Regions from separate parts of the Mus musculus genome. Here region 2 is linked to region 1. A link is a loop called in an ENCODE intact Hi-C map of the cell type or tissue named here. Cell type or tissue: left cerebral cortex. All regions are shown on one strand.

Region 1 (5,000 bases):
GGGTACTCATGAATTTAAGAAGAGCTAGTTTGCTCCGGTTAGGGTGCTTAATGTCCCAAGTTAACCAGATCCATCTCTTTGGCCCCTGTGAAGGTTCTCTTGACTCATTCAAGAAGAACGCTGTCTATGGAAGTTAAGAAGGGTGCAGAGGGCAGCCTTGACTTTTTAAACAAAAGTGACACTTCCAGGAGCTAACCTGGGTCCTGAAGAACTGATCCGTTCCAAAAGCAGCGTTCCTAATACCTTAGCCACCATCCGCTGGCCCCACTTTTTAAAAGTTCCCCTACTTTCCCACTACCACATAGAGAACCCAGCTTCCCAGAACATGAATCTTTAAAGGACACATTCAAGCTACGTCCAAATTATAACACTAAACTATATTTTCTACACAAAGGATAAAAAATTCAAATATATCAGATGTAGCAACTACAGTCCCCAAAGAAAAAAATGCATAAGTGCAATTAAAAAATATGCACGAAAGTATTCACGTCAGCTTTGCTAATAACCCACACTAGATAGAACTTGTCTTAGTTTCTCTTCAGTTGTGATAAAAAGCAACCTAGGAGGCAAGGGTTCCATTGTGCTTACAAGTCTTAGGTCACAGTCCATGGCAGGGACAGTCCAGTGATAGGAGGCTAAGATTGGCGGTCACATTATATCCACGCTTAAGAGAGTAGAGCAATGAATTAATGCCATCAGTCTCAGGAGTGTCACAACTGTGCCCCAAGTTTTGTCTGACTACCAGTTCTCAATAAGCCAATTAAAATAGCCTAGTTAAAAGTAGAAAGTGGAATAAAAGAGATTCATCCAACATGACCACATTGGGAAGAGGAACAAAGAGATCCAGTGGACCACTCAAGTCTGGGGTCAGGGTCTGCAAATGAGACCAAAGTTTAAATAAAGAGAGCCAAGGATATGCCCATCCAAACAACCTTATCAAAGTGTAGCCCACCCACCGCTGACACGTCACTGTCTGGGTTCCAGTCTCAGGTGAGCTGACAAGATACTTGAAACCTTTTTCTGGGAGACCAGCTACCCTCTGGCTTCTTCCTGATTCTTCTCCCACCATGAGGTTTCTGGAGGAAACTTCCATTTCTTTGGGGTCCCTTATTTCGTAGGCTAACAGTCAGACTGAGAAACTGTCCCTCTAGAATACCTGCATTTCTTCCAGGCCGGTTACTCTAATGCTTGTTAGAGCTCAGCAAGCCCTCTCCTCTGTATACAGCCCAGGAACAGTAGTGCCCATAATAAAGATGGGTCTTCTCACATCAGTTACCTTAGTCAAGGTAATCTCTTGCCAACATTTTCAAAGGCCAACCCTAATCTTGAACAGTGGTTCTCAAGTTCCTAATGCTGCAATCCTTTAATATGGTTCCTTATATTGTGGTGATCCCCCCCAATCATAAACCTATTTTATTGCTACTTCATAACTGTAATGTTACTACTGTTATGAATTGTAATGTAAATATCTGATACGTGCCCCCCCCAAGGGGTCTTGACCCACAGGCTGAGAACCACTGCTCTAGACAGTCCCTCACAGGCGTGCCTGGAAGCCTGCTTCCTTGGCATCAAGTTAACAGTTAAAACTAACCATCAGACAACTCAGGTGTCTAACAACAGTAAAACTGTACAACACTTATGCATTAGACAACTATACAATAAAACAAGAGCATATGTTGGGAGGCAGAGGCAGGCGGATTTCTGAGTTCGAGGCCTGGTCTACAGAGTAAGTTCCAGGACAGCCAGGGCTACACAGAGAAACCCTGTCTCGAAAAACCAAAAAAGAAAAAACAAACAAACAAAAAAACAAAAAAACAAAAACAAAACAAGAGCATATGAATTTAACAGAGAAACAAAAGTTGTGCACACAATACTGAATGCATTAAGTCAGAAGGACAGAGACATACTATGAGAGTCCATTTACACAAAACAAAAAGACAAAACCAAAAAATGGACATAAAGTCATTTATGCTACGTTCCGTGCCTTGTGCCTGTGACACTCAGGAGGCAGAAGCACGGGGATTGCGATGAGTTACAGGCCATCCTGGAGTAGAAGACCCTGTTTCTGAAAAAAAAATCGTTTGTAGTACTGGAGACTGGGGTAGCAATGGTCTGTAGAAGAGACAGTGACTAGAAGAAGATGCAGAGGGGACATTAGTTAACAGTTAACCTATACTCACTGTGACACAGACCTAACATTTTACACCATCTGTCTGAAGACATACTCTGTGATATAAATTACCTCCCAAAAGAGAATTTACGAATAATTATACATCATTTATTTTGACCCATCTATTAAATGAAATACCAAGAACCTAGATGATAACATATGTGGTATTTGACACATGATATACTATGTATTAGATATATATAATGTATATTAAGTCCTCATGAGTGCAAAGCTGAGAATACCCGATTAATATCCAGCACAAATATCACCAATTCTTGCTCCCACTTCTGACAAACTTCCAAGCTTGGCTAACAACGTGCTGCATTTCCAGGAATCTCCAGAAGGTGTCCCCATAAGCCCCACTCTGCTGTAGTGCCTAGCCCCTGGCCCCACAGTTTTGCCTGGCTCTTCCCTGAAACTGTACGGGAGATGTTATAAGCGGCCGATTCCCGTGTTCTCGACAGAACGTAGAACAGCGCTGGTGGGGTCCGAGTATTTATTATAACGCTCCGTGGGAAAGGTTTCTCCGTGTTTACTGGCTGCCCGCCACAGCCCCAGGGCACACACTGGCTTCTAGGCAGCTGACCAGGGAACAGAATCAAGAAAACTGCCTCAGTCTGAAATTAGTGCTCCCCTGACAACTAAGACCTTCTTGTGGTCAGGCTAATCATTAGACTCCAGCCCTGAGGGTGAGTTCTCACCAGAGAAACTTTTGAACCCTCCACAGCCACCCACAGCTCTTAATCCCAGCAATGAGTGGGTCCTGATGTCTTTCCCCAGAACTCCCCAGATCTCATAGACATCTGGCCAGTCTGACCAGCTCCCAAATGTGTTCAGACAGGTTAGACATCAAACTCTGAGCATTTCCTAAATCTAGCATAACATATTGAATTCCGATTTTTATTTATTTAATTTTCCCCCAATGCCCGGCATTAGAATAAATTATTTCTTTAGATTTCAATATATTTAGATCTAAGATTTTGAGAGAAGAAACATGCCATCTACTGTATGCTCTGAGTAGAGTAAATAAAAAACAGGAAAGTTTTGGTTCTCTTCTTCTGATTATGGGTCATTTTTGTGGGTGTGAATATCCAGAACAAAGAAAAAAAAAAAAAAAAGCTGCGATTAAAGTTACAGCCACATCCATGCTGAAACCCTGTGTGCATGATGTGGCGTGTTCAAAGGACGAAGTCCTCCACCTGCTGGTCTCAGGCCGCTGCTGCAGCGCATACACACAAAGGTTCCTTAACCTTCTCCTCAAAAATTGAAACAATGTCCGGTGAAACTTCAGAGGGGAAGGCAGCCTCTTGTTTTTATCTTAAACTGGAAATACACTGTGACTGACAACTGGAAAGTGTCATTTAAGATTGAGGAAATAAAGGACAAGCCGTGCAAGTGGTTGAAGATGGAGCAGACACATTCAGAAGTAAAATATCCTGCGTGTGTACAGGGAAGGATCCTTCAGATTCTCAGCTTTGATCCCTGAAAATATAGAGGAATCTACTTTCTGTTTGGATTCCTGTAACTTTTAAGCTGGCAAAGATTACCCTTCCATAGCTAAGCGCTTTACTGTTAAGGTTTTAAAGAGAAGCAAGTCAGAGAGATTAAAATACTTGGCTTTTATGAATCTGGGCTTTTCAAGTCTTTAGATTTGCTTCCTCCATGGAGCAATACTGGGTCTTAGGGAGTCTCTCTGCTTCTTGATTCTAATTGTTGTTGTTTTGGTTTCTTCCTTGTGTCGAGGGGTGGATCTCCAGGCTCGCACATGCTTGGCACATGCTCGATCACTGAGCTCCATCACCAGGCTTGCACATGCTAGGCACATGCTCGATCACTGAGCTCCATCACTAGCCAGGAGTCTCCTGTGTGCAATTGATTGAGTGCAAAGATCAAGTCAAGGTGTGGGTTCCAGGGGCAGTTTGCTTTCACAAAGGTCCTGAGACAAGGAGACAGGAAGGTCAGCCCAGAACATGTTGCATCACAGTGGCCTGTGGAAACCCTGAGCTTACCACACTTGCCACTCCCTTCCCTAGTCAGGATGTGTCCGTGTCTCTTAGCACAGTTTTTCCAGAATTTATCTCCTCATTTGTTCCCTTACACAGTTAAGTGAGGTTGGGGGTGGGGGTTGTTAGTTTCATTTGTTTGTTTGTCTTGTTTCTTTCTGAAGCCCAAATCTTATTGCATTCCTAGTGACAACAGAGGAGTAAAGTCGTACTATGTGTGTAATACAGCTGTGCATGACATGCATATATATATTCACACATGTGTGTATATGTGTGAGTGTGTGTGTATATGTGTGTGCATGCATGCCCTGAGGTTCCTGCCTGGGGTTCTATACCTGCTCGGACTTTTCCCAGGTGTCTTAGTTAGGGTTTTACTGCTGTGAACAGACACCATGACCAAGGCAAGTCTTATAAAAAACAACATTTAATTGGGGCTGGCTTACAGGTTCAGAGGTTCAGTCCATTATCTTCAAGGTGGGAGAATGGCAGTATCCAGGCAGGCATGGCGCAGGCAGAGCTGAGAGTTCTATGTCTTCATTCAAAGGCTGCTAGTGGAAGATTGACTTCCAGGCAACTAGGGTGAGGATCTTATGCCTACAACCACAATGACACACCCATTCCAACCAGGTCACACCTATTCCAACAAGGCCACACCTCCAGATGGTGCCACTACCTGGTCCAAGGATATACAAACCATCACACCAGGATTCGGTATTCAGTCCCTGGATTCTCTGACATGCCCAGACTACCTGATGGCTCTGCTCTAAGCAGGCTGCAGGCTCCAGGCTCCTCACTCCCAAACTCCCTCCACACACAGCCCAGTGCCA
Region 2 (5,000 bases), 120 kb after region 1:
AGAGAAGTCTTGGTTTCTAAGGACTAAGACCTGCCTGGCCCTGAGCAGCCTAAACATGCAGGCACGTAGTATTAAAGAATCTGCCTCAGACAGGGCTCTAGTGTCTCACGCCTTTAATTCCAGCACTTGGGAGGCAGAGGCAAGTGGATCTCTGAGTTGAGAAACCTTGTATCAAAAAAAAAAAAAAAAAAAAAAGCCTCAGACTTGCTCTCACCAAGCCTGTACCGCCCGCCCTGCAGCACCCAACAGCGAACTGCCTGGCTCCCTGCTGTTCGCTTCCCTGTGGTGGGGCTGGAGGCAATCCCAACCCTAACTCCACCCTTCCCATCCTTTCAAAAAACCAGTTTTTCTAATTACACCATCCCTAGCAATACGAGCTTCCTCCTCAAGTAGTGAAATCGAAATCCAATTTCCCTTGCCCCAAGGATCACAGCTTCCGAACTAAGGCACTAAGTACCTCATCCTCAAGGGTTCTCGGTGGTTAAAGGACTGAGCGTATGGAGAGATTCTCGGCATGGCAGATCTGACATGGCAGAATCTGGGCCGAACAAGGAAGCTGCTTCCTCACTCTTCCCCTCCGAGGCTGTGGGTGGTGTGAGTGCCCACGGAACATCATTCTCTTCTTCATGACATCTCTGTAAGTATCCTGGTAGAGGGTTGATGAATGGCGTTATAATACTGAATAGCTGTGCTTACAAACGTTTGTATGTTTCTGTGTTAGAGCATGAAAAAAATGCCTCTTTTTTATTCTCCCAGATGCTCTGTATTGGAGAAAGGTTTGGATTTTTTTTTTTTTTTAAATAACTGGTTTTGATATTTGACATTTTGAGATAACTGGATTCCTGTAAATTGTAAGAAACAGTATGGAGAGACCCTTTAAATGCTTTATTTGGGTTTTCCACTCTACAGAACTATACACAGTATAATCAGAAAATAATAAAGCAGGCCTTGGTCAGCTGGGGGCCCCAGGAAAACCCTTCTCACTGGTCCTGCTTTGTGAGCATTAAACTCTAGGCAGTTTGACACACATAATGTGATGTTCTGAATCTCGGACTGTGAAGGGCTTTCTGTGTGACGCTCTGGCTTCCGGGCCTTCCAGCTTCCTGCTTTTGAAATGCTATGGTGTCTACCTCCTCAAGGAGACTGACCTAAGAGGTCACATCAGTTGGTTCCAGGAGCCTGAACTTCCCATTGTCCTTTCTGTGGCCTACAACTCTCAGTGGCAAGGGGGCTTTGCCCAGCGTTCTTGTGGAAATAACTTGTGGATGTAATAAAATCAAGACATATCCTTCCTTCCACAAGGGCTACTCATGGATCCTGCAAAGAAGTTGCCTCCGGGCCCATACCTCCCTCCACCTCTAGCCTGGATTTGCAATCCTGTTTGACTACTTGGTATTTGGAAGCATAGGAAAGGGAAGAACACTTAGATATAGTTAGCACTGGTTTTGAGGGTAACATATAGAGCAGGCATGGGAGAAAGCAGCAGGATGGGGATCCACCCAGCAACCTTGATGGCAGAAGGACCACCAATTCCAATGACTTTCTGTTCTGCGCGGCTGTAACAGAGGGTTGACTGCATTCTCCGAAGTTTATACAAGGGGCAGGGCACCTACGAGAATGAGGTGGGCAGCTACTGATGCTTCTAGAAAAGGTAGGATGTCCAGAGGCCTCAATGCTCTCCAGGGTCCTTTGCTTCTTGGGGCCCTTTCCCATGACCTTCAAAGGGCTCTCTGGAGCTAGGGAACCCAGGGTCACCTGCAGGTGACAGAGGTACCCGCCTCCACTTAATGTCCATCAAGCTGGGGTCTTCGCTCTCCCGAAACGTTGTGGGTTCTGTGCCAAGCGCCAAGAACTAGTAGATGCCTTTGAGAGGAAAAGGAGGTGGTGGGCAAGGGACCGCGGGGTGGCAGTGCCAGCTGGTACGCTGAGGCGACCTCTGGGTGCAGGACTGACACGCGGAGCCAGGGCGTTCCCAAATTCAAATCTCCCTGGCGGGGGCTCGCACCCGCCGACTCTCAGCCGCTACCCGCTCCTCCCTCGGCTGCGGCGGGAGGAGGAGCCGCGCCCTGGCCGGCGTCCCCTTGACTCCTCCCTGCGCGGCCAGGCTCTTCCTCCCCCGCGGCCCGATCTCCGGGTGGCGGCGGCTGAGCCGGGAGCAAGCGCGCTGGGCGCGGCCGTCCCGTGCCGCCCGGCCAAGCCCGAGAGTCCCGCGGTCATGGTCTGTGCGGTGGCGCGGGGCGCCTGAGCCCGGGACTCGGTAAGCGACAAGCTGGGGAGCCCCGGGGGTCGCGCGGCCTGGGAGATCGAGGAGGCCTCGGCTGCCAATGCGCGGTCTACGAGGGACCCCGAGCGCCCTGAGCGGCGCAGACCCGCAGATCCCGGTCCTGCACGCGGTGCGGCCCCGGAGGGGTTCTGTCGCCGCCGGGTGGCGGCTCGGGGGAGGGGCGACGGCGGGGGCGGAGGATGCGCCGGCGCGCTTTTGTGAGCGCTGGCCCCTTACATATGGAAATGACGCCCGCGCGGGTCCCTAGTTGCGTCCTCTGGAAGGACGCGTGCCCGGCTCGGCGGCGTGGGCTGCTCGGTGTCGCGGCGCTCGCAGGGCCCTAACAAAGCGCCCTTTGCTTGCAGAGCTCCGGAGGCGGCCGGCGTGGGCGCTCCCCAGAGGCCGACGGAAGGTAGGCGAGGCCGGCGGGGCCGGACCACGGGTCTGGCGTGTGAGCTCTGCGACCCGCGAGGGGACAGGTGGAGTGGGGACGCCGCTCGGGTTGCTAGGAACCTGGGCTGGCCCGCCCTCCCGCCACACCTCCGCCTCCCAGACCTGCGGCGCCGGGAGTGAAAGCTGCCACTGTGCCTCGCTCCAGCAGCGGGCAGGAGCTGGAGCGAGCAGAAAGGGTTCTTGTTCTGTGGGTCGAGACCACCCAGGCAGCCCCGAGATCCAGAAGCTGAAGGGGAAGCCTGCGTGGGGAGCCCCTGGGTGTCGATCTGAATCTCTTGGGAGCGCAGAGCTGCTTGGAGTCCTGAAAGTGGAGATTTTAGAAGGTGCGTAGGATCCGTGCAGGTAGAGACTTTTGGGTGCAGCTAGCAGGAAAGGGTGGTAGTGCGTCGTGACAGTTGCTCTGAAAACCGCGAGTGAGGAATGAAGTGAGGAGAGGGTGTAGGTGGGAGAGAAGTATCCAAGACTCGGGTCTGAACTGTAGAACCACCCCCACTTCCCCTAAAAAGACAAGGCTGATGGAAACCAGCCTCCGCTTAAAGCTCTGTTAGTTTGAGAGAGGTTGGGAAGGAAGGATGGTGCCCTAGCCTCGACCCGGAAGGTGCTAACGAAAGGGGAGCTGGAGTCCTGCATTGCTATGGATAGTATTTCCAGACAACTTTGTTATGAGACGGTCTCATCGTCCCTTACCTGGGACAGACCCTTTCCAGGCGGTGAGGAAGTCCTGAGGAGGCTTTCCCTGCAGCTCAACCAAAAACAGATTGTGGTTGTCTGCGAGGCTGCCACGGTAGCGTTTAGGGTGCTCATCCCAGTTAATCTCACGATAGCACCTGAGCTTGGCTCTTGGACCATGAACTATTTCTCAGTTGGGTTCGCTCTGATAGGTCACCTTAGCATAAATTTTATATGTATGCTTTCCGAAGCTTAACAAACCACAAGGGAATACTTTCCTGATACCGGTGTAGCTTTTTCTAGGGTCTTCTGCAATGGTGAGCACGGGCTATTAGAGGCTGACCTGGAATATTAGTATGTCTTGCTGTGGAATTGAAAGAAGCGGTGAAATATCCCGACTGTTCATCAGTAACATCTCAGGCTGGCTGAAAGAGAGGAGTTCGTGCTGTCTCTTCAGCTGTGGTTGGTGTTCATAGGGAGGTGATCCGGGGCAGCGGGTATTGGCAACCTGCCTATTTTCAAGGCTCTCTGATGTTTTAGAGGGAAGCATTCTGAACTGCAGTGTTGAGAAAGCAAATGGATTGCCATAAGCAAAGGCATTGCCAACACACAGATGCTGGGACAAGGAAGAGGAAGCCACCCTCTATCTATGCGGTCCTCTTGTTGAAATGTCACGGTCCAGTCATTTTAATAGGTGCTCGCTCAGAATGTCACAAGTTCTTTTTTTCTTATTCCCTTTCATTTTAGATAATGTAATGGCCCTTCATATCAGAAGATGTTACCCCACAGGACAAGAATAGGGGGCTCCACAGAATTCTGAACAGTCAATCTTAATAGTCAGTGTTCTTATCACGAGTCAAATGTTGTTCAAATAAATAGTTTTAAATGTCACTGTAAATGACTTTTTAACATTTTACCAGTCTTGATGCTTCCATTTTGTGTTGATAATGAAAATACATTTTCTAAGCCTTACCCTGATCGAGGGCTTGGCAGTTACATCAGGATGTCTTTAGAGGGATTCAGACAGCCTGAACCTTTTAGATGCTTACTTTTATAAATGCCAACTTATGTGTAAGCCAATAAATAATGCAGTTTGAGTTCTGGCTATTGATCTTACATCTATTTATTGGCCAGAGGCTTGTGGGGCGGGCTCACTGAACCCAACAAAAAAGGTGTATTTATCTGGTTATATTCAGAAATGAGAGAATTCAAAACATTATGGAATTATGCAAATGAGAAACTTCATTAGAAATTAGCTCTCTTCTTTACTGCAATTAGTACAAGCGATTATACACTTGCTCTACGTGGAAAGTGCTCAGAGCGTTGCTCTCCTAATACCTCAACAGAGTTGGGGAAATATCATCTGTCGATGTGATGTGAGAACAGGCATTTTCTACTCAGGCCCTAGGAGGCTCACAGCTTCACCCATCCTAAATTAATTTATGTAAATACAGCTCAAGAAACGAAAGTTGTTTCAGGCTTTCCTCTTCCTTCCTTCTTTCCTTTTTGTAAGTAGCAAACACAAAACTCTGTTTAGTGTTTTTGTTTTATTTTGTGTGTGGCTCCTCTAGCTTTGTAAGTAGTTGAATATAAGTTACTGGATCTGTTGTGCGGA

Evidence for each region. Peaks named below come from ENCODE experiments on the same cell type or tissue, not always from the same donor. Only the 100,000 strongest peaks of a DNase experiment are listed, where the experiment ranks them.
Region 2: a loop joins it to region 1, with 2.2 times the contacts of the local background. A loop is called at or near these places in 2 of 42 quality-filtered maps.

The regions. Positions count from the first base shown.
Region 1 is chr12:70,232,938-70,237,937 of GRCm38, reverse strand. It overlaps F730035M05Rik (RIKEN cDNA F730035M05 gene), which reads right to left. Exons shown (of 5, transcript NR_045174.1): 4 at 4,617-4,767; 5 at 3,773-4,106. Among named protein-coding and RNA genes, the nearest start is that of Gm38467, 3.9 kb to the right of the region's middle. In left cerebral cortex, CTCF peaks have their summits at 2,507 and 3,386 (motif pointing left); DNase peaks (open chromatin) are centred at 2,554 and 3,392; H3K4me3 peaks cover 292 bases; H3K27ac peaks cover 396 bases.
Region 2 is chr12:70,109,111-70,114,110 of GRCm38, reverse strand. It overlaps Gm9997, which reads right to left. Exons shown (of 3, transcript XM_030247034.1): 2 at 3,404-3,452; 3 at 871-3,214. The coding sequence ends at 2,528. It also overlaps a transcript of Nin not described here. Among named protein-coding and RNA genes, the nearest start is that of Gm9997, 4.4 kb to the right of the region's middle. In left cerebral cortex, a CTCF peak has its summit at 2,407; DNase peaks (open chromatin) are centred at 2,127, 2,503, 3,126, 3,848 and 2 more places; H3K4me3 peaks cover 4,360 bases; H3K27ac peaks cover 4,494 bases.